Regions from separate parts of the Mus musculus genome. Here all the other regions are linked to region 4. A link is a loop called in an ENCODE intact Hi-C map of the cell type or tissue named here. Cell type or tissue: heart. All regions are shown on one strand. Region 1 overlaps Aopep (aminopeptidase O). Region 2 holds the start of Gm16907 (predicted gene, 16907). Region 3 overlaps Fancc (Fanconi anemia, complementation group C). Region 4 overlaps Aopep (aminopeptidase O). Region 5 has its middle 9.3 kb from the start of Gm40981. Region 6 overlaps Aopep (aminopeptidase O).

Evidence for each region. A loop is a pair of places that touch in the nucleus more often than their neighbours do. Peaks named below come from ENCODE experiments on the same cell type or tissue, not always from the same donor. Only the 100,000 strongest peaks of a DNase experiment are listed, where the experiment ranks them.
Region 1: it touches region 4 in a loop (1.9-fold over the local background); 2 of 42 quality-filtered maps call a loop at or near these places.
Region 2: it touches region 4 in a loop (2.5-fold over the local background); 5 of 42 quality-filtered maps call a loop at or near these places.
Region 3: a loop joins it to region 4, with 2.5 times the contacts of the local background. A loop is called at or near these places in 21 of 42 quality-filtered maps.
Region 5: a loop joins it to region 4, with 2.4 times the contacts of the local background. A loop is called at or near these places in 5 of 42 quality-filtered maps.
Region 6: it touches region 4 in a loop (3-fold over the local background); 5 of 42 quality-filtered maps call a loop at or near these places.

The regions. Positions count from the first base shown.
Region 1 is chr13:63,133,899-63,138,898 of GRCm38, reverse strand. All of the region lies in intron 5 of Aopep (aminopeptidase O), which reads right to left. It overlaps Gm30409 (a long non-coding RNA gene), which reads right to left. Exons shown (of 2, transcript XR_003950671.1): 1 at 4,822-5,000; 2 at 4,386-4,589. Among named protein-coding and RNA genes, the nearest start is that of Gm30409, 4.1 kb to the right of the region's middle. In heart, a CTCF peak has its summit at 1,915; a DNase peak (open chromatin) is centred at 3,878; H3K27ac peaks cover 320 bases.
Region 2 is chr13:63,292,770-63,297,769 of GRCm38, reverse strand. Aopep (aminopeptidase O) reads right to left here. Exons shown (of 16, transcript NM_001289926.1): 15 at 826-912. Gm16907 (predicted gene, 16907) reads left to right here and starts at 623. Exons shown (of 3, transcript NR_045794.1): 1 at 623-936; 2 at 4,935-5,000. In heart, a CTCF peak has its summit at 1,562 (motif pointing right); DNase peaks (open chromatin) are centred at 594, 1,228, 2,939 and 3,259; H3K27ac peaks cover 1,638 bases.
Region 3 is chr13:63,324,784-63,329,783 of GRCm38, reverse strand. It overlaps Fancc (Fanconi anemia, complementation group C), which reads left to right. Exons shown (of 15, transcript NM_007985.3): 11 at 4,158-4,233. It also overlaps a transcript of Aopep not described here. Among named protein-coding and RNA genes, the nearest start is that of Mir3074-1, 26 kb to the right of the region's middle. In heart, no CTCF peak of the experiment used is centred here; no DNase peak of the experiment used is centred here; H3K27ac peaks cover 1,205 bases.
Region 4 is chr13:63,241,686-63,246,685 of GRCm38, reverse strand. All of the region lies in intron 13 of Aopep (aminopeptidase O), which reads right to left. Among named protein-coding and RNA genes, the nearest start is that of Gm16907, 53 kb to the left of the region's middle. In heart, a CTCF peak has its summit at 2,934; DNase peaks (open chromatin) are centred at 2,130, 2,886, 4,175, 4,875 and 1 weaker place; H3K4me3 peaks cover 1,214 bases; H3K27ac peaks cover 2,357 bases.
Region 5 is chr13:62,924,638-62,929,637 of GRCm38, reverse strand. No RefSeq gene overlaps it. Among named protein-coding and RNA genes, the nearest start is that of Gm40981, 9.3 kb to the right of the region's middle. In heart, a CTCF peak has its summit at 2,995 (motif pointing left); no DNase peak of the experiment used is centred here.
Region 6 is chr13:63,110,124-63,115,123 of GRCm38, reverse strand. All of the region lies in intron 5 of Aopep (aminopeptidase O), which reads right to left. Among named protein-coding and RNA genes, the nearest start is that of Gm46422, 18 kb to the right of the region's middle. In heart, a CTCF peak has its summit at 2,247; DNase peaks (open chromatin) are centred at 1,023, 2,273 and 2,953; H3K27ac peaks cover 1,031 bases.

The sequences.
Region 1 (5,000 bases), 110 kb after region 4:
CCTTTGTGCACAAGGTGATTACATTCTGGTACCAGAAGAGTTGGACAGTTAGGGCAGAAGGTGAACAATGATAATGAACCACTCATTCTTTCTAGAAACATTTACTGGTTGCCTTCTAAGTGTCAGGCCAGGCCTGTGTTAGGGACACTGGCAACATGACAAAGAGAAGAAGGGACATGCCTTCTGATCTGAAGATCACAGTCTAGGAGGAGAAACACTCAACAGGGAAGTTCCTTGTCTATTAAGTGACCAACCTTTCTATCTCAGTTCCTAGATTCTCAGTGTGAAGTCCAGACTGCCATTGGCTTTATCTCCACCTCCTTCAGCATTCTCTCCTGCTCCCTCCTGCCCTCAGAACCTGCTTCCTCCTCCCAGACAAAATGACAAGGGTGATGGATGGTTCCTCTCAGTGTCTGACTGCATTAGTGTAAGTGTTGGCAGTTGTTAGTGATGGGTGTTATTATCTGATAGCTAATAGATTCCATTATTTATAGCTTTTCATCATGGCTCTTACTGGAAATCCTGTATGTGTGTGTCTGTGTACTTATGTTTTCCTGAGTATGTTTTATGCATGTTTTAATACAGTTTGAACAAAGATATGATGTGAGCAGCTTCCTGAGAAGGGCTCGATGACATGTAGAGGGAAAGGACATGCGAATAGGAGTCTGTTCCCCAAATCTAACTACAGGGATGATGGACAATGGGAATTTTCGCTCTGTTTTGAGTAAATCCAAACTTTTAAAAATATTTTTTTCTCTTCTGTATGCAACTCCTAGTTCCTTGTCCCACATGCAGGCCACCCCCATGACCCTCTTGAGATCTGGTGATATGGGATGTCATTAAGGCAATTTCTCCCCCACAACTGAGTTTATAGTGTTTTGAAATCACTTGACTTATATATACACATACAACATAAAGACACTCAAGGTTTAAACTTGCTAAAACACCACTCACTGCCCTCCATTTGCAAAAAGATGACTATAACCAGAAATTAAAGGAGAAATCAAAATGGTACAAAAGTGTGCCCAGCAGAGAAGATTTTCATGATTTGTTTTATTCTGCAGTGACACAAGCTGCCCCTTGTAACATGTCTGTCAAGATATCTGTTGTGCTTTTGTGCAGTGGACAAAGATGCTTTTTATCAATTCTCAGAAGTCTGCAGGACTCACCATTCATGCTGTCAACTCCCCCCCACTCCTTTCGGCAAACAATGAAACCCATCAGGGACAAATGTCAACATACTAATTTGCTAAATTCAAAACAAAAGCAAAAGTGCTTCCCTTCATTTTCTATCAGCACTCCAATTCATGCTGAGTTTACAGCAACCCACAGATCATGCAATATTAAACAGAGATGTACTATGCTCACAAAGTTGGGGACAGTACCTCCCCGCAGCTACACTAGCCTGACAGTTGACACACATGCTGATTCTAACTTCCAACTCTGTCCAACGTCCTAAAAGTTCTACAAAAATTCCAACGCCTCGTCGTAATAGAACTCAGATGGAGTCAGATGGGTAAGAAAATGTGTCAGAAGCAGACAATTGAGATCCCTAGAGGCGCCCCTGGAGCTTACTGGTTTGTATGTTTAGGGCATGCTAAGAAAATTTTCACCACTGAGATAACCCCTAACTACGAAACAATTTGGTGTCAGGGGACAGCATTTCATGAAGGCCAGGCTGGCCTCAAACTCACGATGTAGCTGAGGCTGACGTTTAAGTTTGGATCCTCCTACCTCTACCTCTTGAGTGCTAGAAGGTGTATGCTACCCTGACAGGCCAGAATATAATTCTTAGAGGTATGACATACACAGACAGAGGCACCTTCTTATTTACTTTTGTTTCTTTGAAGAAAAGTTTCATATGGCTCAGGCTGGCCTTGAACTCCTGATCCTCATGCTTCCAGTTCCCAAATAAGGTGAGCAGCGCCACCTAGGTGTATTTCTAACAAAGACTGAAGGAAAGAGCAGAGCAGGCACAATGAGGCTCAGAGTTTACACAATCTGCCTGTGTTGTGTTGGTTTGTTTTGCTTTTTAAAAATGATTACAAGGCCCAGTGAGATGCCTCATTGGGTAAAGGCCAGCAAGTCTGGCCATCCAAGTTTGATCTCTGGAGTCATACAAAGGTGGAAGGAGAGGACCAACTCCACAAAGTTTTCCTCTGGTCTCTGTATATACTTGTTCCCCTGGCAATAATAGTTGTACTATTTTTAATTAAAAAAGAAAACTGCTTCAAATGATGCCCAGGACCCTAGAGGACACATATCATAATTGCTGAAGAACTAGTGGGTCTGCTGTAGGTTCGTTCTAATGCATCATCTCAGGCCTGGGCTTAACCCTTGGGGTCTCTGTTTTCCTTCCCTGAAATGAAAATTAGGAGCACTCCTCAGGGAAGCAGGAAGCATCTCCAGACACAAGACTCTTCCATACCAGTGGATTCATGTGTGTCTTGTGAGACTTCCTCCAGTCAGATCAGCCTATTTCACCTTCTTTTCTTTTAGAGAAAGGCATTCATCTGGGTTTATGGACATAAAACTAAAGGTACAGAAGAGAGAACTATTTTGGACAAAGAAAAGGGAAATGGGTCCAGATATTTTAAACGTTTACCTACTTGGATTGCAATGGATCTATCTGAACTAAGTGCTGTAAACAGGTGGCTGGAGTGTGTGGGGAGCTGCACATTTGTCAGACGCTGTTCTGCCCCCATGACTGACTGTAGGCAACAGCTGCATGTGTGTGAAAATTTTGTTTCCCATCTGTCTTTTGGACACAGTACTTTCCTGTGTCTAGTCCTCGATGAACGCGTGTTAGAAGAGGATAACCAGTCGCTATACTTTACCCTGTCACCATCCTATAACCGGAGAAAGGAAGATGCAGGCAGCCTTGGGAGTGTCCTTCCTACCTTCTGGACACTGCTCACACTGAGGCTTCCTCAGCGTCTGTACCCCACGCCAAGAATGCAAGAATGTGTGCAAGAAATGGCGATCACACACTTATGGAGAAATGAGTTGGGTCTTTGGAGAGCTTGAACACATGTCGAGGGGAGGTTCTGAACTCACAGGTGCTTACAATCATAGAAGAACCCCAGCCCTAGCCCCCAAATGTTGGACCAGAATCTGCATTTCAGCAGGATCTTTAGATGACTTATGGAAACATTAAAATTTAGCATGCTTTACAGCTAAGAGCAGAGCTGGCAAGATGGCTCAGCTGATAAAGGTACTTATTGCTTGAGTTTGATCCCTAGGATCCACATGGTAGGAGAGAAATGAACAACCCCAAAGTTGTCCTCTGATCTCAACATACACATATGCCTCCCACAACAAATTGATAAATATATGTAAGATCAAGTTAGAAGTTTAAGCACTTTGAAAAAGTACAGAAGTGAGGCTTTCACTGCTGACTTCTTGGCCTGTTTTTCTGGTGGCTAATGATTGGTTCGTGAGGTACTGAGAAGCAGCAGGGGTCTTAAGAATCAACAGTGCACCTCTCTCAGACACACTGACATCCAGAAGCCCTGGGCCAGAGGAGGGGCCTGCGGGACTCAGAGCTCCAGTGCCAGTTCTGCACTACAGCAGCCTGCAGCACACAGTGCATGGGAGCAGGGCACAGAGGGCACACCTGTCCTCTGTTAACTTGAAACACCGAGGTGCTTGACTTTGCTTGTTTGGTCTTTTTCCACTAGAAGCTGGAAGATGTCCCAACCCTAGCCACTCCACATGAGTAACTGATTATGCAGGACCACATTCTACTTAATTGTTCTCAGGTTTCCCACCTAACCATATGCTAATGTGGCATTTCATAGTATTTACTCACTTTTGCATGAGTTAGAAATAGGAACCCGAATGGCAACTGTCACAGGGTTCACGGTTGCCAAGGTCTGATAAGCAGGCAGGGTGGCCCGTGTCCAGTTACTGTGAGGACATGTCCTCATGTCCTGCTTTCCTATGACTCAGCTGTGTCTTTAGTGCAAAGCCACATGATTCTGCTTAAAGTCAGTTCTTAGAATCTGAGACATATACAGAATTCAAAATAGTGTCTCAGCCCAATATAGATGACATTTGGATTGTCTACCCTTGCCAATCAAGGCTGAAATGAAGTCACTTGAGGACAAAAGTGTCCCCAAAAGGTTCAGAGACTTACTGGTATTAGTTGCTCATCCTAAGACCATAGTTTTGGCCGGGCAGTGATGGCGCACGCCTTTGATCCCAGCACTCAGGAGGCAGAGTCAGGCGGATTTCTGAGTTTGAGGCCAGCCTGGTCTACAAAGTGAGTTCCAGGACAGCCAGGGCTATACAGAGAAACCCTGTCTTGAAAAACCAAAAAACAAAACAAACAAACAAAAAACCCAACAACAACAACAACAAAAAACCCCACAACAACAAAGGACCATAGTTTTGCTAAAATCTATTGGACTACCATCAAACATTTCAGTCACATAAGGAGAGGCAGAGGGGCCAATCAGTGATGGAGAAACTGCTGCTGCTGCTGTCCTGAGAGAGGGACACTAACTCAGAGATGAAGAGAACAGTTGCTCAGCATCTCTCCCAGTCAGGTACCATGGGCTCCCGTTAGGCTGCTTTGACCTCTGAACCTGAAATGTGAAGAAGCCAAATTTCATTCTCCCGTGTGCTAGAAAGAGGGTGTCACTATTAATTCAGTGTTACTGGAAGTTCACAGGAGTCACATAATTTAGCTGCCACAAAGGTTTTCTATCACCTTCTCTGAGGCAACAGACTTACTTTACAGAGAGAATAAAGGACCCACTGCTGGTGGCCAAGAGGTGCCTCCATCTGAAGGTCAGAGCCACTCAAGTGAACACCTACCTTGGGATCAACTAGCCCTTCTGAGCCCTCACAGCCAAAGGATGGTATACCACACTGGCTATTCCAGAGAGTTCACACAAATCTACACACTTGCTAAGAAAGGCAGCATACATTAAACAGAGCACCACATCTCTGCTCTGGACTAAATTCAACTTAACATGTTGCTTTAACGAGGAAAT
Region 2 (5,000 bases), 51 kb before region 4:
CAAATGTGACATTTCTGCTGTAAAAAAGTCACATCCTTTGCTTTATGGGAAAAACCAGCCCTCACTTTGACTCTGTCAAAAGTCCTTTTGTCCACCACACCCCCACTTTCCATCCCATTCAAAGTGGCTCTAGCCCATCAGCCCACAGTATGCACACAGGCTAGCCAGAGGCGCCAGTTGGGGTTGGGAGTGGGACAGAGTATGGGGGAGGTCATGTGGAAACATGTCATGAGGTACAAAACATCAGAGGAGGTACCCTGAAGGATGACCCCAAAATGTGTCACAAACCAGAGAGGTGGCACATGAGGTTACACACACATACATGTACGTACACAAACACACAAACACACACACACACACACACACACACAGAGCCTGAAATTTGAGGCAGGAGACTGCTTCCTAGGACATTCTTAAAAGGAGAGAATACACAGGCTAGGCAGGGCCTGGCATGGGTATGACATGGTGTGAATTCCCAACAGGTGACCCAAGGGTTTCCCATGTGATTCACACATGTGCTGTGCTGTGCTTGCAATCAGAGCCTTACAAGCTGGATGGACCCATGGTGTTGCTAAGCAATGGCCTTGGACTGAGAGTTCTAGGGTAAGCCTCACCTAATGCCACATTCCGTCCACAGCCAGGACAGAGGACGGGGTTCTGTGAGGACACTGAGGGCATCAGCTCACAGCTGCCAGTGATCTTCAGATGCTAACTAGCCCTTCAAAGTTTTTGAAACTCCTTCAGATAATTTGTTCTGACAGGGATGTGGAGAACTTGGGACTGGGAATGGTGGCCAGTTTCTATCTCTTGGAAGATCACACTCACCTGGTCCTCCAGTAGGAACCTCTCCACCTGATTGTATGCCTTTGTGTACTTGTGCTTAATAACCAGTTCACACCATCGATGGCGAACCTGGGAAACAAGACAGGAAACCTGGTAAGCAATGCTCCTCTGCCAGGAGAGTGTGGGGATAAAGGGCGACTGTACTGCAATTTCACCAAAGCACGGGGCACTTGTGTAGGAAGTGTGGCTGAACGAGCGGTTGCATTTCATTTCTTCCTAAAATCGAGGACTGGAACTCCCAAGTACAAGGACTGTCAGCCAACAGTAGTAGAAAACACACAGAGCTTCGGGAAGCAGCTTCCCTGTGCCACGAGCAACAGGGATGGGGGTCGGGCCTGTACTCGGCCTGTTTGGCTCCGTTTCGCCAGGTTTAACAATTAAAATGCAGTATGTAGGAAGCTGCCAACTCCGAGCTCACACCAAGCCGGGGTGGGTCCCTACCTCTGCTCAGATTCATGGAGAGGCTCCAGCAGGCTGCTCTTGAGCTTGCAGCTCCTGCTGAGAGTCCGCTCGCATGTGCCACGTGCACCTAGTAGAAAGACCATGCTCTTTTCAAAGACAGTTCTAAAGGTTTGCCTGCAGGAACTTGCCAGGGTCCTCTTGCCCTACCTCTTACAGGCACCCACTGCCTATGAGACAGTGGTCAAGCCACCAGGCACAAGAGCCTTGCAGGGCCACCTCTCTGTGTCGAGGCATTAAAAAACAAAAAGAGGTATTTATTTTATGTATGGGAGTTCACTGTTGCTGTCTTCAGACACACCAGAAGAGGGCATCAGATCCCATTACAGATGGTTATGAGCCACCATGTGGTTGCTGGGAATTGAACTCAGGACCTCTGGAAGAGCAGTCAGTGCTCCTAACCACTGAATCATCTCTCCAGCCCTCACATTCATTTTTTTTTTTAAACCAGGTGCTTCTGCCTGTTTGCTTCTCAGAGTACAATGCCACACCTGTTGCCAGCAAGCTGTCTGAACTCTACCCAGCAAGCAGCCAGCCAATCAGTGGATGCTACATCACTGCTTTAGTATCAGCCAGTAAAATTTAAAGTCTCCTCATGTTACCCTTGTTTTTATTGCCTTTGATCCATTTTGCAGTCAGGAATAAATGGTGACATTTTGGCTAGGCCCCCTGCAAACCACATTACTATACAAGACTTCTAGAATTTATCAAGAGCCCCTAGGAAACCATAAGGAATTAGCTCTCCTGTGCTCACCAGATAGAACCAGTGGGCAGCACCAGGATGATGGGCATCTGGTCCCAGGGGCGGGGGTGGGGGGGTAGTCTGTCCCTTTCCCTTTCTTCCTAATTCCAGGTCTTTCAATGGCCTAGCCACACCCAAAAGCTGGCAACAGAACCTTTTGTTTGTGAGCTCTGGGGCTAGCCAGGAGACCCTGGTATGACAGTCCCCCAGGGTCTACTGCTCTGCCACCTGCTCAGTCAGGCCAGAGAAAGAACCTCCCTTTTCTCAACTACAAAACAGCAGATACCTAAACCCACTTTTAATAATGGCACACCTAAGAGAGTATTCTGAGGACCTTTCATGTAGGACCTGGCTGAACTACACAAATACATATACCCACCTTTAATAATGGCACACATACAAGAGCTGTGTCGGACCTGGCTGAAACTGTTTCGCTGCTATGACTTTTGTCATTCTAAAAGTGCAAATTACATTTCATATTTTATTTTGAGAGTAAAGGGCTTTAGAAAGCTACAGGATTAAGGGTTGGGGTGAAACAGTGAGACTAACTACTCTTTGGGTAAGAGATTTATTCAGTTATTAATGCCACAGACGGAGAGCAGCATGGTCGGGCTCTGAGGACAGATCAGGCAGAGAGTTCTTCAGAGGAAGGACGGCTTTCACACCATCGATTGCTGGGCAGTCCACAGTACATGTATGTAGTCAGGGCGTCCCTAATTCCAGTGGACAGAAGAAAGGCAGGGAGTCTGTTAGCCTGGGGCCTAGGATCAGCTACGAGGGCAGGGGAAACAAGAAGCCAGACAAAGAGGACTTCCCCAAGTAGCTCCCCTACATCCAGGACAGGGTCTCACGGAGCCCGAGCTGACCTTGAATTTGGTGCACAGCCAAGGATGATCTTGAACTTTTGCACTTCCTGCCTCCACTTTCCAGGTGGCAGCATTACAAGTGTGCAGAGCCATGTCCGGCTATGCAGCAGTTTCTCAAGCCCAGGGCTTTATGCATGCACTTTATGCTAGGCAAGCACTTCTACCCACTGAGCTACAGCTCTCGTCCCTCATTTTCTTTTCTATGCTTTCCTCTTATTTACACACAGAGAAGAAACAGAGCATGCTCCAGGATCCATTTGTGAGTAGCAAAAGGCCCCAGCGGGTGGGGGCAGGAGGCTCCAGCAGCCCTGCTGGGATATGTGAAGGTTCAGGAGGCCATGTCACAGAGGCTCTTTCACAACATGAAGTCAGCGTTTCCACTCCTCTTACAGTTAGAAACGCTTTATTGTCGTGACTAATGAGAGAGCCGATCTTCTGACCCCTGAAGGCTAGCTAACATGGCATCCAGGAAGGACAGACAGTCTCCCCCACCCCACAGAGAGCAGGACAAAACAGCCTTTTCATCAGAAAGGGCTGCATGTATTCCAGTATTCCAAAGACAGGATGTTTAAACGACACCACAGAAATGCTGCACCCCAGTCTCCACTCACGCAAGCACTTTTAGTTTTCTTTTTAGTTCTCAGGGCAACAAAGATTATCTTAGTTTTCTCTCCCAAACTCGCAAGCACCCACAACCCATCTCCTCATAGAACAAGGTTAACACCTGCTTCCCCAGTGCAAGCGCCACCAGTGGACGGCTGGGTTGCCTTCCTCCAGGTCAGACTTTGGTGCCTTTCAGAGGCGACACCTTGACTCAAGTTCCCACCTAGACTGACACTGCAGGGACTCAATACTCCACAAGCTGAGCCTCAACACTCAGAGGGATGGTCCCTGTAACAGTAAAGGCGAAAGACAACTACAGCACCATATAACCCAGGTGTGTGCTGTCTCCTGCTCTGCTCAATTGGATGCTGCGGCATTCCCAGACCAAGCAGCAGGCACCTCTGCATTCCGAGAGACACTGTTAAAGGCCCTTCAGTGATTCAAATTGCTATCTTTGCATTTCACACATCTTGAGCTACTCCCACTGCTGGGGCTATGGGCCTCTGACAAGTGAGGACAGCTTGCAGGTATAGCAGGGCTATGGGAAACTGAATGGACAGAAGACACTGTCACACCAACTAGCTCTAAAGGAGCTGAAAGCTGTTTCTAGAAGAGCTGCCAGCCAACAGGGACATAGAACTGGAGCCCCAGGGCTCCTTGTGAGGGCAGCATCCATCTTAGAAGGTGGAACCTCTCTCTCTCAGTCTGGTTAGTTAGCAAACCTTTACCTTCTTATTGGATCACTGGCTCCCTACAAATCCCACCTCCATTTGTCTGAGGAATGTTTTGTGTGTCAGGAAGATTAGCTCTTGATTAAACTGCAAGTGTTTTCAGCAGAGTCATCTTGACTGCGGCCATGGTGATTTTGCTTGCATTTCTGAATGGTTCTAGTTGAATTTATTGATTATTCTTCCTACGGTTTTTCAACTCTGTTCTTTTAGTTTTAGCATTTGTGTTTATGTGTGTGTTCCATATGATCTAGCTGCACTTTCCTTGGGTTCTCTTAGACATAGTTTTGCTATTTAGCTCAGGTTGATCAGAATTTTCAGTGTAGCTCAAGGCTGCCTCCCAAGTTCTGGAATTATAGGTGTGACCCGCCACACTTGGAAAACTACACTTTAGTAGAGTTGAAATTTAATGATTTAAAGAGCAACTAAAATTCAGGTCATCTCAAGCTTTTGCTAGGAATCCCCATCAAGTCTGGAGTTAGCAAATGCTTAGTGTGAAATAGCACCCAGATGGTCAGGCCAGGCCAATGGCAGAGGCCAAGGGAAGGGTGGAAGCCTGCGTAGGTAGGCAGGGAAAGGCCAACTCAGAGTCTTTCCTGGAGATGAAGTTGAGTGAGTGGCTCCGGACTCTGTAGTGTCTGTGCTCTGGCTGGACACATGACTACCAAGAACCTGCTCTCTCTTTTCTTACAGAGAGCAGACAGTCCTTAGCGGGGCAAGCCTACAGCCCTGGTGGCCCCTCACTGCCCCAGGCTGAAG
Region 3 (5,000 bases), 83 kb before region 4:
TCTTGTGGGTTGTGGCCTCATTCCCTGTGATGCTGTCTGCCATTTGACTAAGGGCAGAGCTCAGGTGCTCAACCTACTAAAATCCTACTCAGCCCAAGGCTGTAGAGGTCTCTCGGGTTTTAGCAGGGGTTTCTGCTTTCTAGGGCAACTATAAACCTGCATGGTTTATTCTTACCATCCCTCTTTCCCTGGAGAAGTTAAATAGATGGAGCATACGCAGCCTGGCATCTGGGAGGAAACCTCGGCCAATGCACTGGCTGGTACTCACTGTTGTGAGCACAGCTGTAAGCGTATGCTGTCCTCTCTCACATACTCTTGGTTCCCCAGGGAGCAAACGGCCTTCAACTAACATCATCCTTGGATTCCCAGGATGCCCAAGTTGGGACTGAGGACAGGAGGAAGCTTTTTCCTCAGCTTGACTTGAGTGTTGTTCCGGGTTTGCCCTAAGTCTCTGCTGGTCTTGGTACTGGAGTAACGGTGCCTTTAGTTTAGGATAGTGTCTGCTGACCACATGTGTCTAGGGGTGAGAGTGACACACACTGGGCCCTGGCTTGAGGCAAGATAAGGATTCAGCTGCCTTTAACTCTACACAGGGGAGCAGCCGTCTCCTGACTTTGCAAAGCCTTCACATCCACATGTAATAATTTATTTTGTCATCCTGATGCTGCCCCTGACAACCTACCTACTGAACTGTGTATGACTGGCTCACTCCCCCTGACTCAGGTGCACACTTTATGCCCGGTCATGATGCTGTCCTGCTTAGTCCATGCTGACCCTCTCTCCTTTGCTTCACTTATTGATAATAACATACATGGCAGTGAAGCCACCTTCAGACGATACTTGAGCCACTGGTGGTGCTGACTCTTGTGTGCCCCTCTTCTGCCTGCCTCAGTAAACACACGCTGAGGTTGCATTCCTGACTCCTGTTTCTCCAAAATACATTGATTAGCCACACGGGACAGCAAAAGGGTTCTGGCTGGGGTCGTGTCTGCCCTTTATGAGACACACAGAAGCACATAGGATCCCTGGGCCTAGTTTCCCTGCTCGGTTAGGCTGTGGTGAGAGGTGGCTTTGTGGCAGTCTGCTACATAAATGGAGCACAATATAACCATTTTCTGGTTCCTGGCATTTGGGCTATTTGTATATTTGCTGTCTGTTATAAACATGTTATGGTGAATATTTGTGGGATAGCAAGAGTCACCTTGTATCTGTTTATAAGGTACAGAATTCAGTCTCACCAGTCCAACCATGTTGATTGCCAAGTATGGTGCTCTCTTAACCCACTCACGTCCCATAGTCAGGGATTATCGGGCATGCTTCTGTCTTCTCACCACACTTCCACGTGGGCAGCATGAGATAGCACTGCCAATGTGCCCTGCTCAGCAGCAGTCAAGGGCTTGAGCTCATTTTCTCAGTTTGTGCAGTTCTAGACACAGTACAGGCAGCCACAGGCCAGGATGGGGTTCAGCAGCTGAACAGACCAACAGTGGATTGTGCTGAGTCCCCTGTAGATGGAGTTTTCACATGGGACAGAGTATTTTTAAAAGAGTCTGACAAAGCTGACAAGAACAAGAGGGGCTTTAGCATAGGAACTCTGCCCACTTCTCACTAAGGCCTTGGGGACAGTAGGGCAAGGGACCACCACTCAAGGTGGTTCCAGGACTTCTGAGGTAGGTAACATAGTCCAGTGAAGGAAAGAAGCAGATGGGACAACCAAAAACCATGTTAAAAGATAGATCATTCCCAACATATTAGAGGGATATTCGTCATGACAATGAGATGATGGAGTACGGAGGCATGTCTGTCTGACTGGATCTGAAACAAGATCAAGTGTGTTGCTTCCAGACACCCCGTTCCAAAGGCAGGGCTGGAGGTGAAAGGAGGGAGAGCTGCTGCACAGAAAGGACACACAGCTGCTCCTCAGGGACAGAGAAGGCAGCGACTCGAGGACAGGCTTAGACAGTGGCATTCACAGGGACAGAACTTTAGTTCATGCATTCTGAAGCCATGCCATGTCAGTCACAACAGGCCTGGGTCAGAATGCATGAAGCAAACCTGATGGAAGAAGTGGACAAGTCTAGTCCCACATCAAATACCTGGAAGCTAGTTAGCTGAGAGCACCCCAAGCAGCCCCAGATACAACACTAAGAAGGCATGAGCAAGAGCCTTCACATCTGCTCCCTGGTTCCTTACAGGCAAGTAGTGATCCCTCTATAGGGCTTGGAATCAAGCCCCCATTTTATGAAAGACCCTGGCCCCTGAAGCAGGCTTTCTCAAATGCAAATGCATAGGCTGACTCTCAGACTTAGCTGGACATAAAAAGGACCTGCAAAAGTCAGAAAGCAACCAGAGGACTCACATTAAGAGTAATTAAGTCAGTGAGAGATTGGCAGGACACTTGGAACAGAGTCCAGATACAGACCCATGTACAAGAACTTTGAGCAGCATAGTAAGGGAGTGTGTAAAACAACTTACTGGGGTAGGTGGGGCGAGGGGTGGTTATGGACTGCTTCAGAAAGCACACAAGTGCTTTGAGATGGACTGTAGGCTTCAATAGAAAGGTCAAAGCTATAAAGCCCTTAGGAGAAGATGTATCCTTATATCCTTTTTCTTTTTTCCTTTTGGTTTTTGAGACAGGATTTCTCTATGTAGCCTTGACTATCCTGGAAGTCACTCTGTAGAGCAGGCAGGCCTCAAACTCACAGAGATCCATGTGCCTCAGCCACCTGAGTACTGGGATCGATGGTGTATGCCGCCACCACTTGGCTTTTCTTTTTTTTTAAGCATTGGATAATCAAAGCTTTTCTAGAAACAATGCAATAAACAAACAATAAAAAAATATTGACCATATTTTAAAAAATGGATAAATTGAACTTCCTTAAAATGTAGTGTCTGTTTGGTGATAAATGCCTTTGAAGATGAACAGGTTGTCCAGTGGCTTGGAGGGAAAGCAGTATTCATATGAAGCTAGAAGACTATGTCTCATAGCTTCATAGACAACATCAGCCGGTGCTTAATGGACACACACTTTGGAAAGTTATTCTAACTAGCGCTGAGCACATGAACGGAGCTCAGCATCACCTGCCACACAGAGAGATTAGAAGCAAGCATGTGTGAAATAATGTTTCATACCAACCAGATCAACTAAAGTCAGTGAGTTCCAGAATACCCAGTATTAGCAGGTAATTCTCACCCTGTGGTGGTGAGAATGGAACTCTGGTGGCCCTGAAAAGTTATCTCAGTCACCTTTTCCATTTTACTTACTCTAGAAAATAGTAAGCCCTGTCTACAAAGGCAGACATGAATGTCAGTAGCAGCTTTAATTCTAGTAACGTACAACAGGCAGCACTCATATATAGTGGTATATAAGCAAACCCTAGTGTGTCCTGCATTCTGAGCAGGAGTCCTGAGACCACAAAGACCAGGGACAGAACTGTGCACATCCTGTGTATCTCTAAGAACTTTGGGAATAAGTGATATAATTATTGATCTCTCCTGTTGAAATAAAAATATTGATTGCCAGGCTAGGGTTCAGAGGTTGACTCTGAGTGACAGGGAAGTCCCCTGGGGTGATAGCAGTGTTCTCCGTCATGATGCAGTACTGGTCAGGTGGATTCATGTACTCACTCGAGATTATCAAGCTGTGTACATATGGCATTTGTACCTCAGATGCTGTGGACCTTACCTGGTCTTGTTTTTATTTTATTTAAAAACAACAACAACAACAAACCCTCTGTGCCATGGGGGAATGCTGGTAAGTCAGTCCAGCCTCATGTTCTCACCGTAAGAGCTGCTTGCTAGAGGCTTTCATTGTCATGAACGACACACTGAGATCCTGAGTCCAAGGGTCTAAGCCCTCTCTGAAGTAGAAGATAATGTTTGTGGCTGGGCTTCTGTGAGGAGAAACCTCAGTTAAAATGGCAGGAAGATCATATCATTTCCCTCAGTTCAGAAAATGGCTCTTAAAGATGTTTTTGAGTTTTGTTTGTTTTGTTTTGTTTTTGTTTTTTGTTTTGGCTATTTATGAGATAACTGGAAGCATGCTTATAAACATGTTTGAGGATGTATTGGTACAGTGGGTCACAGGCTGAGGCAGGCAGCATCCTCACTTCCTCTCAGCCCCAGCATTCATGCCATTTCCTCTTTAACTCTTGCAGCTGACGTTTGCCCTCAGGACCTACTTTCCTTACGGTGCTCCATGTCTTGCTGCAGCGCTGTCCCAGCACCCTGAAGGTGAGCGGAGGTACCTCTGCCTCTGTTGTAGTGACTGGTAGAGAGGAGCAGCATGCTAACCTTCTCTTCCTCCTGGACACACAATGCGCTTGTCCACTCAAGCTCTCGGGAGTCCAGTCTGTGTGTAGGTTTACATGAGAACATGTTTCGCTTCCTAGGAATGAGGAAAACGAAGGCCGCCTCTGATAACAGCTTTGCCAAGGCTGCCAGGGACAGGCTAAGCCAGAACACAACAGTGCCCTTGTTTGTTTTTCCTCCTTTGCTCCATGCAGCCTTGGACAGAAGACAGGATTACGTGAAGGATGAGGCCTTGCAATTTAGGGAAGATTTTTTTTTTTCCCCTCAAAGGAAAAGATTTTGAAAGATTTGGTAAACTATTGTTAGAGCCTAGTCTTTTTTGCTTCATCTGCCAGTCTACTTCCCAAGGCCATGTCTGTAATCACTGGTGTTGATCTCTGACTGTCTGTGAGCTCCTGTGGAGGGAATGACTCAGCTCTGCAGCATAAAGGAGCCTTTTCCCTCTGGTGAGACAGTCTGTAGACATGGCCTGTGACAGGAAGAGGGGGATAGAGGAGGGCTCATGTTTCTGTGCTGTGGCCACTGTGGCTTCTTTCCCTATACTTGAGAAAGATCTGTTTTAGGTAAGTAGACTATCCAGAATTCCAAAGTATTTTACAAAGTCCTTTCCTTTCCTTTGCCTATAAGATGTAGGTTTTTGTCAATATGTCTTACACCACAAAGCCCTCTCAGAGAGAGCTGGGGTCCAG
Region 4 (5,000 bases):
ACATGATAAAGGGTGAAGGAACAGAAACGGTGTCTAATTTCCTTCCTGCTCATATCACACAATCGATACGAAAGAAAGGAGGGTGTTTATAAAAAATACCCTGGAGAGCCAAATCAGACGTTTCCCCAAATCCCCCCCAAAAGACAGGACCAACTCACTAGTTCATATGAAAGTGAAACTGAGGTAGGACTTTCACAAACCTGCCTGCCTGCGGCCTGTGGGGTAAAGGGGTTCTCAGAGGAAAGCAAACCCAGGGGCCAGCATCAGGCTCAGCCTCAGGTTCTCCCACCTCTAAGCCCTCCTTCTAGAAGACACTAAAGAGACTGTCTCCAGGAAAGCCAGGGAATCTTCATGGAAAACCAGTAAAGAACAAAATAAATAGCAAGCTTAAACAAAATGATAAAAGGTTTTGTTTTGGCTTTTTTTTTTTTTTTTGGTTAATTGCAGCATCATGGAGGATTGCAAACGTAAATACCACTGTGAGCTTCATCATCTAATCAATGCCACAAATACTTGTGAGGCCACATGTGGTCTTCTCCAAGTGCGGGGCTCTCAAGGTTGAATATATATCAGATACACATTGGCTGACGTCTAGGCTGAATACACTCAAGTGTCCGCCTGCTGTAACACATAATTAATGGAAACAATGACAGGTCCTAACCCAAGGTGACACCAGTAGGTGCTACTAAAAATAACACATCTTATTAGTGCCATATGAGCACAGGCACAAAACAGCAGCTCATTAAAATGCCTAAGATGAGAGTGAGTGCCAAGGAAAGCATTCTGTCACAGGAATGAAATTAACGCTGCCTATAAAAGTAACTAAAAAGCCACAAGAATGTTCTTCTCCCACCTCCCTTTTCCACTCTTATGTTTTATATGAAAATAGCTTTCATCTTTCGATGCAGGAAAGAATTGGTGGTGGCTGGCATCAAACACACTGAAATCAACACAAGTGTAATTATCAGCATACTTTCAAGTGTTTTCAAAATACATGCTGGTTGAGATTGTCTCAATTTAGAAATGTGCGCTTTGTGCTGGTGGTTGAGGACTAAGAATTTTAGGATACTGCCCAAAGCATTATTTTTGTAGCAGTTACTTGACTAGCTAATATTGCACCAACGTACACAGAGTGTCCGATGCAGTCTGCACTGTCTTTGTGTGGGTTGTGGCGGGCTTCAGTGGGACATTCACGTCAGCTGCTGCACATAAATCACTCAGAACTGGGCTTGACACTCGGCAAGTGTCAGCTATGGGTGCATTAATGGTTCCACTCAGAGAGGCTGTGAGGAGGTGCGTGGGGACGAGCGGGTGACTGTTGTTAGGAGTAAGTGCTGAGGGCAGCCGGTCATGGTCTTAATTTTTCCTGTTAGACCAGTTTAAAGCTGGCAGGGATTTCAGAACACACAGAGATGTCAGAATCTCTTCTGGTTTTAAGTTGTAGACTCTTAAAAAGAATCAGTCTAGGGAACAGATGAAAATTTAATGGTATAACATTACACAAACCAGACTGTCTTCCTGAGGCTACAAAATATAGCAATTTTCTCTTGGTCCAGCTTAAAGAGAGCAAAAATGTCAAGATCTTGCATGATTTGATCTGACATGAGATTTGGATATAGAATGTTCAATATTGTATTTGTTAAAGATTTATTATAAATACAAGGGTAGGAAGAGGTATAGAAACAAGGCCCAGGTACACAGGATTACTTAAGCATCTAAGCAATACAGTAAACTGCATACAGACACACAGACACACACACACACAACCCTCCCCGGCTTGGTTGCTTCATAACAACTTTCATTAATTACTCTGCACCCATCACTCACATAAGTCCTTTTCCAAAGGCAAGGCCCAGGACACAAAGACACTCTCTGAGGAGGTGAAGGGCGGCTGGTAATTCATTAGAACCCATAAAGCTTTTCTATGGAAATCAAGAATCAATGAAGCTATTGTATGAGACCATAGCTCGGCAAGTGTGGACTAGTTATGGATTCTCACAAAGCAACAGTACTCTTAAAAGAGGCAAGGGCACCATGCCTAGGAAACTCCAGGGGAGCCTTGCCTCAGGTATAAGGGCAGCCACCCATACCCACCAGGTTGCTGGGTGCAGGGAGTGGCTACCAGTAACTGTGGGCACTTGGCTGCATGCTCCCAGCTCTCAAGGGTTGCTTTTACTACTGGCTTGTGCATCCAGGGCTACAAGTGATTGAAGTCTATCAGCCGCCACTGGCTGCTGTGAGTCCAGTAAAGAGTTAAGTAACTTTAAAACAAAACAAAAATCTTAAATACTGGTTTCCAGAATTACAACAGAATATAAAAGACTTATGTCACAAAAGACAAACACTGTGACAAACTATTTCAAGCCTAAATCACCTACCTTTAACATTCTGGGTGCGCTCGCGCTCGCTCGCTTTCTCTCTCTCCCTTTCTCTCTCTCTCTCTCTCTCTCTCTCTCTCTCTCTCTCTCACACACACACACACACACACACACACACACACACACACACACACACACGGCAGAAGTGTAGCAAGTGCACACTGCGTCTCAAAGGCGTAAACAGAATGTAGACCTCCCTGAATTCACAGACTTAAAAGTCACGGTGCATTCTCACCCCAACAGAGATCACCACTGCTTTTGTGGCTCCAAGTCAAGTGTGTAATAAGAAAGGTGTTGTAAAAACAGATTAAATTGCTCCAAACTTTAGCATTTTATCAGAAGGAGAAGAGACAGAGCTGACTACTTGCCGCTATGGGCCATGAACAGCTCGGGCCATGTGCCTCACTCCCCTGTTCAGTCTTTATATTTAACCTGGACACATCACTATGAGTTTAAGAAAATTGTAAGCTCCAAATTGTGACAGAAGTCAACAGTGTCGGCTCTCGGTGACACTATGACTCACAAAGGCTGGTTCACCACCCTCTGGACCTTTGCTTCAGATACACCAGACACAGAGGATGGCTTGTGAGTCACCCCAGTGGCTGGAAAGCCAGCCTATGAATACTTCTGATCTCAGCATGCACACAAAGGCTAAAATGGAAATGGCAAAGGGGGTTTTCTCTAAGTTATTAAATGTGCAGTAATCAAGAAGTCGGAGTCTTTTGAATCTTACAATAGAGAGTTTTCTTTAAACTCCAAGTGCATTGTCTTTAAAATATACCATTGCATAAGGTGCTATTGTGTTATATATTTTAGTTCTTAGAATAATGAAGTTATCTAAACTCTATTTTCATGTACATACCTTAAAATATTAATTCTTACTGTATAATAGTGATACACAATTTATGTTTAAAAGTTAATGTGTTCTTCCAAAGTCAATAATAGATCATGTAGCAAAAGCTATTACAGTTAACACGCGTGCGCGCGCGCACACACATACACACATACACACATACACACACACACATACACACACACTCTTTTCACTGTTGGAATCACAGCTCTAGCCAGCCCCACAGAGCTAGCCCAGGACTGTAGTCTGTGTGCTATGCACATTCTCGTTTTTTTGTAGCCAAATTTACTCAGACTAAATAACAAGCATTTGAAATAACAGAGAAAGGAAGAACATCAGAGTGGGTGGGAAACAATTCAGGAGCAGGAGAGAGGACACGGGCTTGAGGTAATCTGGTTACAGCCGTGGCAGAGATAGGAAGCTAGGACAACATGGAAAGGGATGTCAAGGGACATCCTGTGGAGATGTAAAAGGGAGAATGAAGAATGATGGTCCTTCAGATGGGTACATAAAGTCCTTAAAGATGGCTTCCTGATAACAGGAATGGCCAGAGAGAGACAGGACATGAGGCCAGGGCAGTTAGGAAAGCACTCCAGTCACTCACAGGGTGAGGTGGCAAAGTCACTCAGCTTGTTCCATTTGCTTCTTCACAGCTCAGACTTCACTGCACTGCTTTTCTGGCTCAAACTCTCAGCTAATATTTCAAGCTCCATCAGACTATGCCCATCATTTAGTGCCTGAGATGATTTCTTTAAGGGTAAAACAAAATGTTTCCCATAAAATGGCATTCTTTCCACACAGCTCGGATCCTGGCCTGCTGCCTGCCGTGGCTGTTTTCCTTTCTCAAGTTATCCCAACAGTTCTGTTTTTACCAGGCAGTAAGAGCCGCCTCCACCCATGGAAGGAAAACGTTGCAGTCCTAGCATAGTTAGTACCGGCCACTTAGCTGAAGTCACTCGGATCTAGTCCACAGACCATTCGGCCAGATCCACCTAGCCCAGTCCAGTTTGGTCTGATCTGGGTTGACTTCTGAGAGCCTCAAGTGGGGGACATTTGAGGAATGGAGGACATGGAGAGAGGACATCTGGTCATCAGGGGAGAGGGCAAGGACAAAGAAGACAAAGGGGCAGACAACAGCTAGGTCTAGAACATGCATGCCTGACATGAACACTCTTATTTCAGTCTTGCTAGACCAGTGAACGCAGACACATGCACAGTGGGGCACAGAAAGTACATGTGTTAACTTGCTTGTGGCCCAGCAGACATCTCAAATTTTGTTTTCCTTTTTATTTTATTTTGAGACAGATCTCTTTACACAGCCCTGGCTGTCCTGAAACTATGCAGACTAGACTAGCCTTAAACTCATGCCTTTGCCTCTTGAGTGCTGGGTATTAAGGTACAAGCCAGGCAACTTATCAGAATCAACAGTGAGCGACCTACTTCAAGGCCCCCCAGCAACAGGATCAAGTCCTAGCACCAGACTTGGCATGAACGCTCACCTCAGTAATCCCCTAGGTCCTGTGCCTTTCAGGTTGCACTCTAATGCCCTTGGGTCACAGATCTGACTGCTCACCTGGTCCTGCACAGTGCCTGCCTTCCTTGTCAGACTCTTCTCCCAGGTGTGACAGGGAAAGTGCCTGTTGGGCTAGCCGGGGGGGAAAAGAGGTGGGGATACCACACAAACACATATCTCTGGGCACACCAGATGTCCTTGCACTCCTAGAAGGGAAGGCCATCCAATTCAGCTTCAAGTTCTTTAAAACCACTAC
Region 5 (5,000 bases), 320 kb after region 4:
GTAATGCCAGCACTTGGGAGCCACAGGCTAGAGTATTGTGCATTAGAAGTATGTGTGGGCCGGGCGTGGTGGTGCACGCCTTTAATCCCAGCACTTGGGAGGCAGAGGCAGGCGGATTTCTGAGTTCGAGGCCAGCCTGATCTACAAAGTGAGTTCCAGTACAGCCAGGGCTACACAGAGAAACCCTGTCTCAAAAAGCCAAAAAAAAAAAAAAAAAAAAAAAAAAAAAAAAAAAGAAGAAGTATGTGTGGGTTACAAAAAGCCAAAAACCAAACTTGCTGAACCAAACAAACAGAAAGGGGGTGACTGTATGGTATGTGCACAGCCACAGTAGCAGACTCAGAAGCTTCAGAGTGCAGTAAAGACAGGGATGACTGCAGACAAATTCTGTCACATAATCTGAATCTCCAGTGCCAAATTCAGGTCAGTAGAGTGACTCCATTCAAGCTGGGAGATGGTCACCAGTCACCACCACCCCTCCCCCGTTATGATGTCCACACATGCTTAGCGGGAGGGTCCCTAGTTAGTGGGACCAAAAGAAAATGTAGTTAGGAAGCCCAGCCTGTAAGTAAAGACCCGGACCTTCCCTCTTTATTTAATCCTCAGCCAACCTTAGGGGACAGTGAGAGTCTTTCTGCTTCTTCATGGACCATCTTCGCTCTTAGTCTCACCCAGCAACATTCCGTCAATTCTCCAACTCTATGTTCATGGGCATAGGTTGACTCTTGCTTAAATTGTATGACTTTTGATTGGGTTAGGAGGGCATCGGGGATCTAGGGCCTCCCTCCTCAAACACCAACCAGGGTTTCAGAGTTCATAATAGGTGGTGTTTATTTTGACAGAATGAGGACACATTCCTTAAATCACTCTGGCAGGCATTAAATAGTCTCTGTTATATTTTGTGCCTCACAAAATCCTAAGTGGTCAGGAAAAGAACACACTGCCAGGACTTATCCCTTACCCAACCCAATTCTTGTACTCCTCTTACTGGCCCCCCACTGGAACATCTAAGTCAAGTCTCTGCTCTCCACATTTGGGGGGGTGAGGGGAAACATAGGGGCGGTGAGGTTTTAATGTGTCCCCCAAATTTCCTCTACATAGGAATGTGTCTCCAAATCCTATGCTCAGGAATTTGGGTGGCATCTGGGATTAGATGAGGTCATAGTGTGGAACCCCCAGGATTCAGTTTGCACCTTTTAAAGAAGAGACACATGACTCAAGCTAGCATGTTTGGTTTAGCACACATCCTGTGCTGTCTTATTATTCAGCATAGATTTTCTCGAACAAGAGGGCCCTCACATGATGCCGAGCTGATACTGGTGCTGTGACCTTGGACTTCTCAGCTTCTAGAATTCTGAGCTAAATAAACCTTATTCTTCATAAGTCATCTGATCTTAGGTATCTTGTAGTATTGACCAAGGCATTCAGCGAGCAAGAAATGAGCCCACTCTACAAGTACATATTATATCAGGAATAGCTGAATACTACAGAGAAATGAATATTGGCAAGGGGTTGAAATCCCAGGGATATCCCAGACACAACCATGTCCTGTAGTTTTCTGAGTCAGGGGCCTGGCCTTTACTGAGCTTTTCTTTAGGCTTTAAAGGTATCCTATAGACTATGTTGATATCATTATTCATTTCCACTAGGGAAGATCATTGGGGGAAACTGGCATCATAGTCAGAAAATGCTGGGGCTGGAGAGATAGCTTTGCTGCTCTCACAGAGGACCCAAGTTCAGTCCCCAACACCCACATGAGGTGCACAACTGCCAGTAACTCCATGTCCAAGGAATCAAATCTCTGGCCTTCCAGGCATTCCCATTCACACACACATACCCACACAGAGACACATTCATACACACAATTAAAAAGAAACTACTGTCTCTGCTGGAAATGACATGATTAGTATGATGACATCATCTATGACAACACCCAGGAGAGGAAGACTAGGACAGCATTTCCCAACAACAACACTCCTAAATTTTGTGTCCCAAGTACCAACTTGTCCTGACATAGCTCCATTAAGCAACTCTCTGAGGTCCTTATCGATCACAGTGACAGTAGCACTGGGAGTAGGTTTCAACTGCAGATTTTCTGCCCCACCCTTGACTTACTGAACCAGAAACCCCAGGGCAGACCTTACCAAGCCACATTTTAACAGGCACAGTGGGTAACTATAATCCAATGGTGCTTAAGAGTCACTCACACCTAGACTACACTTATGGAAACAGTATTTCTGAAGTACAACTTCTACTTTGTAGTTTTTTAAGTCACTTTCTCTCCTGAGCTGTGCTACATACAACATTGCGAATCAAGGTGACATGCTATACATACAAAACAAAGCAAACAACAAAGCTAAAACAAATGAAGATTCTTGCGGTTAGAGAGTTAAGGGAACCTGAGGCTCATGGAGCCAGTGAGCACTGAAGAAATAGATTGTGGTGCATAGTGAGTGTATCTGTGACCTTAGCATTCTGAAGACAGAGGCCAAGAGGATCATGAACTTGAAGGGATTAAAAAGAGCCCATGTGCCATTTCTTCCATCCTTCTGTGATCTCTCTATTTTGGTCCTCACTATTGTTCATAAATCTAAATAATACTGACACTAAGAGGTTTCTGCCTGGAACTCTTAGACCAACAGAAGACAGGATAGCGAGGTGATATTGACATGTTGAAATCGCTAACAAACATCTCCAAGGTCTGAGCCATAGCTTTCTTTAAATGAAGGTTAGCATTTTAATTCAAGGCTTTCCTCTTTAACAAGAATAAAAGACCACACAAGGTTGGAAAACAATCACCTCACATGCTCGCTCTCTCTCTCTCTCTCTCTCTCTCTCTCTCTCTCTCTCTCTCTCTCATGATCTGGCTGCTGTTTCCAGTGCTGTGTAGAAAGGCCCAGGTTTGCTGGTTGTACCAGAGGAGTCACTGGCTTGTAATTCAGGGGTTTTGTGTGGATTGGTGGTTTCATGACCCATACTGCCACCTCCTGGGGATTTCTCCATGGCCAGCTGTGTCATTAGCCTCAGGGTTCCAAACCAAAGAGCATAGGTTATGGTCTCCACCTGCTCTGTTTTCAAGGAGCTAAAATCAGGATGATGGTGACCATTTAAAGAGTCATATGCAGAAAATTAAAAACATTCTTACTGCACACCAACCAAGAGAGAAAACGCATAAGGGATTACTATTTTCTTGTTTTAAGATAGAATCTCAAGAAGTGCGAAGCTGACCTTGAACTCACTATGTAGCTGAGAATGACATTGAACATCTAGTCAGCTGTCTCCATTTCTCCAATACTAGCATTGCATGCACCATCGTGCTATGTTTGTGAGGTTTTGGAAATCAAACCCAGGGCTTTGGGTATATTAGGCAAGTCTTTTACCAGCTGAGCCATGTTTCCAGCCTCTCTTTTGAAACAGAATTTAATAGGATGGATGTCAAAAATAATGGGAGAAAACGTAAACATTCATAGTTTATAGTGACTGGTCCTGGAACACAGGGCTGTGAGCATTTGGTAAGTTCCATTTGTTTTCCAAAATTCCTAGAATAACCTGGTTTTAGGACACATTCCTTGGGATCATGGAGTGGGTAGCTTAGAGTGACAGAAATTCACTGATGGTTCTGGAGTCTGAAATCAAATTGTCCAAAAAGTCATGTTCTCTGAAGACTAAGGAGAATCTGTTTTTTGTCTAGTCTATGGGTGACCAACAATCTTAGTCGCTGTAATTGTTGCATTTCCCTCCATCAGGTGGTGTCTCTGTGTATCAGTGGCTCCTCCAAAGACACTGTCTCTTGAGCTAGGGGCTATCTCACTGCAGAATGCAGTGGCACATTTATGAAGATTGTTTCCAAATGACATCTCAATCTGAGGCTCTGGGTAGGATGTGGCTTTGGCGGACCCCTGTAAACTACACATGCTTTCGGTTCAAATCCTGTTTAAGCTACTAAATGCTTTAACCTTGAGCTAGTAATTGGTTGTTTGTGGATGGAATGTGTGTTGTCTTCTGCAGTGAAGAGTGAGATACCAACTGCATAGGCTTTGGGTGAGGATAAGTGTGAGCTCTTGGTGTGTACCTGTCAGAGAGGTGAGTGCTCAGATCTAGGCACATAGTGTGTCCGATCTAGTTACCTAGTGTGTCCGATCTAGGTGCCTAGTGTGTTCGCCTTCAGCCTCATAGAAAAATCCTTAAATTTAAAGAAAGGAGGACATAGGTCAAAGAGAATGTTGGGGTGTGCAATTTCTACCTGACTGTCTTTTGCTTTTTGGCTTCTATCAAGCACCTAGTTAAAACATTTTTTTTTTTTTTTACTTAGTTCTGAGACACATGGTCATCGTTAACTGGTTGTTTTCAACCGAGAGAAAACACTTGGGCCTATTTCAGTCTTGAGAGAGCCTCAGAAGATACACAGTATTTTAAAAGGTAAAGTAAGACTGCCTATCACTACCCTTCTGTCTCTCCCTGCTCTGTATAAGTCTGACTCCTATACGTCATTTGAAAATGACCCAATATATATATAGCCAAGGTCTTCCATGTTGAATGAAGGAGCTGTGAGGTTTACTTAGAGGCAGTAATAACCTCACCAAGCCCATTTAAGGTCTCATTAAGTTCAAAACCTGGGGCTTTAGAGGTATTGAAAGGGTAGGTAAGGACTTAGGGAAATGAGGCATATTCTCAAAGAAGCAGTTCAAAGCTTTCACATGTGGGCTGCTTGCTGTGCAAGCATGAAGACATAAGTTACCATCCTAGCAACCATGTTAAGAGCCTGGGCGTGGCCATGTGCGCCTGTGATCCCAGCACAATGGAGCTGTAAGCAGGAGGCTCATTATCACTGGTGTTTCCTGGCTACCAGGTTAGTTCCAGGTTCACCAGAGAGACCATATCAAGGACACAAGGCAGTAAGTGGTGGGATAGGATACCCCAAGTCCTCCTCTAGTCTCTGTGGGTTCACAGCTGTACATACACACATGCACATACCACACTTCCAGATGTCAACATTTTAG
Region 6 (5,000 bases), 130 kb after region 4:
CTGACATAGCACTGTAGAGCGTGAAAGTGCAATGTTCTAAACTATATTCTATCCCTTGGCAGAAGTGAAGCTGGTGAGATCTGCCTTCCAGTCTGCTATGCCTCTGACTCTGGTAGAGTTCACTATATCTGACTGTCTGAGTAAATGGAAGGTAAAGCCTCCCAGAGCCTCCAAGTGGCTTCACTGGGGAAATGAGCCCCAGCTCCCAGAATATTTTACATCAATGGATCTCTTGAAGTACTGATTTTGGTTTTAAACAGCAGTGAGTTTGTCTGTTTGCAGCTTTGAAATTTTACTTAACAAATGATCAACAAATTCATAAATTGGTGTCCACAGGGCCAACCTCCCAAGTATTCTGCCTGCCAAAATGCAAGACAGCTAGGGGAGCATGAGTTGAGAAAATAGGAAGGATTTATATTATAAACATATTACTGTCCAACCACTCATTCTTCTGGCTGGCCTGATGTTATAGCTTTGATTTTCCTAACATGTTTAATATGAAAAGGAACTGGTTTAAATTACCCAGTTCCAGATAAGTCAATGTATCAATGCATGAGAAGCCAGGTCTGTACCCCAAAAGAACGGCCCTTGATGATCTGAAGTACAGTAGAGCCTGTAGGGGTGGGGAGGGAGCTCTCCAGGGAGCATAGCTCTACTTTAACTCCAAGGCTAGGTATTGGGGAGGGAGCATGCAGCAATTCTGACTAAAGGGCCAGGTATCTCTCTGAGATTAGAAAGTAGACAGAAGCACAAAACTATTTATCAGAGTAGGAGGCAAACTTCTCCACTTTTAATATTCATAAAGTGCACAATAGGAAAATTGGAAGAGCCCTTTCCTTTGCAAATATTAGGCAATATGACCTCTAAAAGCAAACACCCTGTGAGACTATTACATAAACCAAATGACTACAAGGTCTAGGCCACAGCGGCATGGAGACGCTGCAGTACTGTCAGCCCAGTACCTGGAAGAGCCAAAGCTTCTAACCAGAAGGGAAGTAAACACTTCCTGATGCACAGAAAGAAATGGCTGCTGTCCCCTAAGCAAAGGAGGTTTAAAATAATTCAGATCTGGGGGAAAGTTTTTGTTAAGTCCAATGAAGAGCCCTTGGCTGTTTCAAAGCTGAGCCCTCAGAACTAAATTTAATCAAACTGCAGCAGCCGGCTGAAAAGCAGATAATAGAATTTGGCCTAATGTGTCATTAGCTCATGTTCACTTCAGTGGATTAGCTCCCAGCAGCATCGGAAGCAGATCTCAACGTTTGCTGGGTTAGATCTACAGCCAAAGGATCTACAGCCATGAGCAAGTCTAAAGAATTTCACACTAGCCTTCTGAATTACTTGGAGAAAGTAACTTAAAAAAAAAAAAAACCAAAACTTTTCATTTTATAATCTCATTATGAATCATTAAACTCTTCAAAACCCCTTAAGCACATACTTTTTAAAATACAGTATTAAAAAAAAGCTATAAATGGTGCTGGTTACATTTTAAATCAACAAATAGCTTTTATTTGAAAACCAAAAATTAGGGTTTAAAGTCATTCATTTGATGTGCTTCACACTAAAATTCACTTAGTCAAATAAGTTTCCTTTAAAAAAAAAATCCTCCAATTCTAGGAAGTTACTGAAACCATCATCTTCTAAGGCTTCTTCTCAAAGTACACAGTCTAGAATATTCATCTAGAAAGCGGCCTCACCACGGCTACTCACATTGATAATCAAATAATAAGCTTCATTTGTAAAATTCAAAATGTGGTTTGCAGATGCCAGGAGGCCTGGGGAGAGTCATCAGAGAGGAGCCCTGCGCTTCCTTTGTGCGTGGAGCTAACAGGATTAAGGCTTGAAGAATTGAATAAAGCCCTGGGCTGGTTAAGATGGATGGATCACATTTCAGGTTCCCATTTCATAATGGGCATGCCCCACATTTCTCAAAATAAAACACGCCAGTGAGCTCATTCCAGTGACTGTGCTTCCTGACATTCATTTTGGAAACTTTAAAATGGATTCTGTGTCCAGATCCTCTCTTGAGCCACATGGTTCTTTGTGTAGCTGGGCTGCCTGGTTCAGGCAGCTTCTTGCTTCATAGCCAGTGGTTTCCTGCTATGGTCCAGTTACATGGCAAAGAAAGTAGAGATTACCATGCCGAAGGATTTCTGTCTATGGACTTATGGTTTCTTACTTTCCAACTACGTGGTGATTTGCACCGGCCCTAACCTGTAAATGTAAAATGTGCAATATCAGCCATCTTCCTCTAGGCAGCGGGCTGAAGCACGGCTCTGCTGGTTTGCACCCTCAAGGTGGTTATTATCAAGTAGAATCTGTGGTTGGAAAGTGTCCAGCAGTAGCACAAACTGTCTAGAAGAGATTTTCATATAGGAGTTCCAACAGCTGTCTGTTAGGTCAGATTTCTGTGAGAACCAAGGCACACATTCTCAACTGTACACAGCTGTCCCGGATTAAACAGGAACAGTTTCTTAAAGTGACAACAAAAGTCCAAGTGTAAAGGAAGACAGTGTGAAGCGCATCAAAAGTGTTCAGCCCAGGCATTGCCACTGTGCACAGCATCAAGCCATGCTACCAGTCAGCGGGCTTAGAGGCTGTTTAGCCACCATGATGGCCAAAGCTTTGCTTATTAATTAGCAACTTATTAACACCAAAGTGCCTATGGACTAAGACACATTTCAATTCCATAATAGATTCCCTCCGCTTGAAATTCCTCTATTACAGAAAAGCAGTCTGTTTAAAGCACAGTGCTTATTAAATGAAGGATACACAGAAACTGTACAGAAACAGAGCATCAGAATTTGGAGAGGAAGTTAAAGAGAATTAAAACAAGCTGTGATGATCTTAACAAAGACACACAGAACCTGTTACTAGGCAGAGACATTTGGTCAAATTTCCTGTTTTCCCCCAAGTCCTGGTTTGGCTTGAATATGTTGTCAGTGCACAGTTTCCTGCTGCTGATTCATGCTGCTCACGTGTAAAAGCCAGGGACAGTCCTAAGACTTATCTAAGGACTTTTCTCTTCTCCAGACTTTGGTCTTCACCATAACCGAGATGATAAACTACAGATCTAAATTGCTGAAAATTGTAGCAAGTCCCCAGAAAATCACTAAGGTGAGTCAACACAGCCATGGAACAGTCTCCCTCTAGCCCTCAACCACTTCAGTCCAAGACTGCAGAGATAGTTGTGAACTACTACCAAGAGCATTAAACCACAGCCAAGTAAGTGTCACCGATGGCTCTTTGTTTAAAACAAACAAAAAGTTCTCTGCAAAAGTCTGATACTACGGCAGACTACTATAAAATCAAAGACCATTGCATACAGAGTGGAAGAAAATAAAAAGTCCTCCCTTGGGAAAGAATCCAAAACATTAACATTTCTCAGGATATTTTACAAATCATGCTGCTTCATTAAACACATGCCACTGGGAGTCTCCTCTATTACTAACAACACTTTTCATAATGACCTTCACATGTTTAAATCAATGGCTGCCGAAAACGTGCATTTATATTACATAAACAAAACCTAACATAAACATGCCCAGATAAAAAACTTTATAGAAATGCCTGGCTACAATTCCCCAATGTAAATAGACCTCATGAATGGCCCAGCAAAAACAATTTTAGTGTATTTTTATCCCCCAAAGCAAAAGGCACAGTCCAAAAGCAGACAGCTCTGCTGAAAACTGCACTCCTAACACACGAATAAGCAACTCTAGTGATGTTCAATGCACCAACTGGTTTTGATCCAGGGAAAGCCATGAGACTTATTTTCTATAAGCACCTGCTATTTTCTCATTGAGCCCTTGTTCAGTTACTTGTTCTCTTGTTTATTGCCTATCCACCTCAAATTATAAATTTCCTTAGAATAAAGACAATGATTGTCTTGTTTTCTGCTTTCTCTGCTTATCCCACTGAGCACACAGAAGATGCAAGAACTGGTTTAGCCATCTGCTCTCTGCACTGAAACTGTTCTCACCAGAGTCCAGCTGTTTCCCTGTAATGCCTTAGTACTTCCAAGTTTCATGGACTCACACTGCAGCCTCTCTTGCAACCTCACTCATCTTCCAGCCTCCCTTGCAGCTAAGTAGCACTAAGACTGAATAAGCCAAAGTACTGGCAGGGTATTTACTCTGAGGCCTTGGCTCATTGTTAGCTCGCTTAGAGTGCCTGAAGCCCTAGGTTCAACCTCCAGAAACACCAAAACAAATGGACAAATATTCTACAGCAGCTTAGAGAACCTCCTAAGGACAGGCAATGCAAGCTCCTTGCATCTTCTAGCTGGATAGAATAAGTAGACAATGGCTGGAGCTTTGACAACCATTGAGAATCATGAGTTGATCTTGAGAATAAAAAGTATAGGTTAGGATGGTAGAAGCACTGTGCTTTCTGACACAGTGGAGAACCACAGCCTGGCCTCTCTGTCTCTAATCTCACAAGGGAAAATAATTAAACTCCTATTTCTAAGTTATTTTGAGTTTTCAGTCACATGTACCCAAACCAAATCTTACCATTACATTGTGAAACAGCTTGAAGAACAGGCCATGGAGATTTTTCTCCGTGTGTTTTTAAACCCATTATTTAATAAACAAGCCAAGAACTTACTTGGTTGAATGGGCTAGCATTTGTGAGCACAATGCTTTGCTCCCAGAATCTGGAGACTGTGGGAGAACATAAAGAAGTTCAAAATGGAACTACCCACAACAGCTTAAAGACTTAGTTTGTCATAGTGGCTTATACCTGTGACCCCAGCACTGAAGGCAGGGCAAAGAGGGTTGGGGAGGGGGTGCTGAGTCAGGAAGATCATGAATTTGAGGTAAGCCTGGACTACATAGCAAGTTTCAGGCTAGCTTCAGCTACAGAATGAGAGTTTGTTTTAAAAATAAAACAAAACTCCCAAAGAAATAGGGGTAGCAATATATTTTAGCTGATAAAGGTGCTAGCCATCAGAATCAAGGCTGACAACCTTATAAGTTCTTATAGGACCCCCACATAGTGGA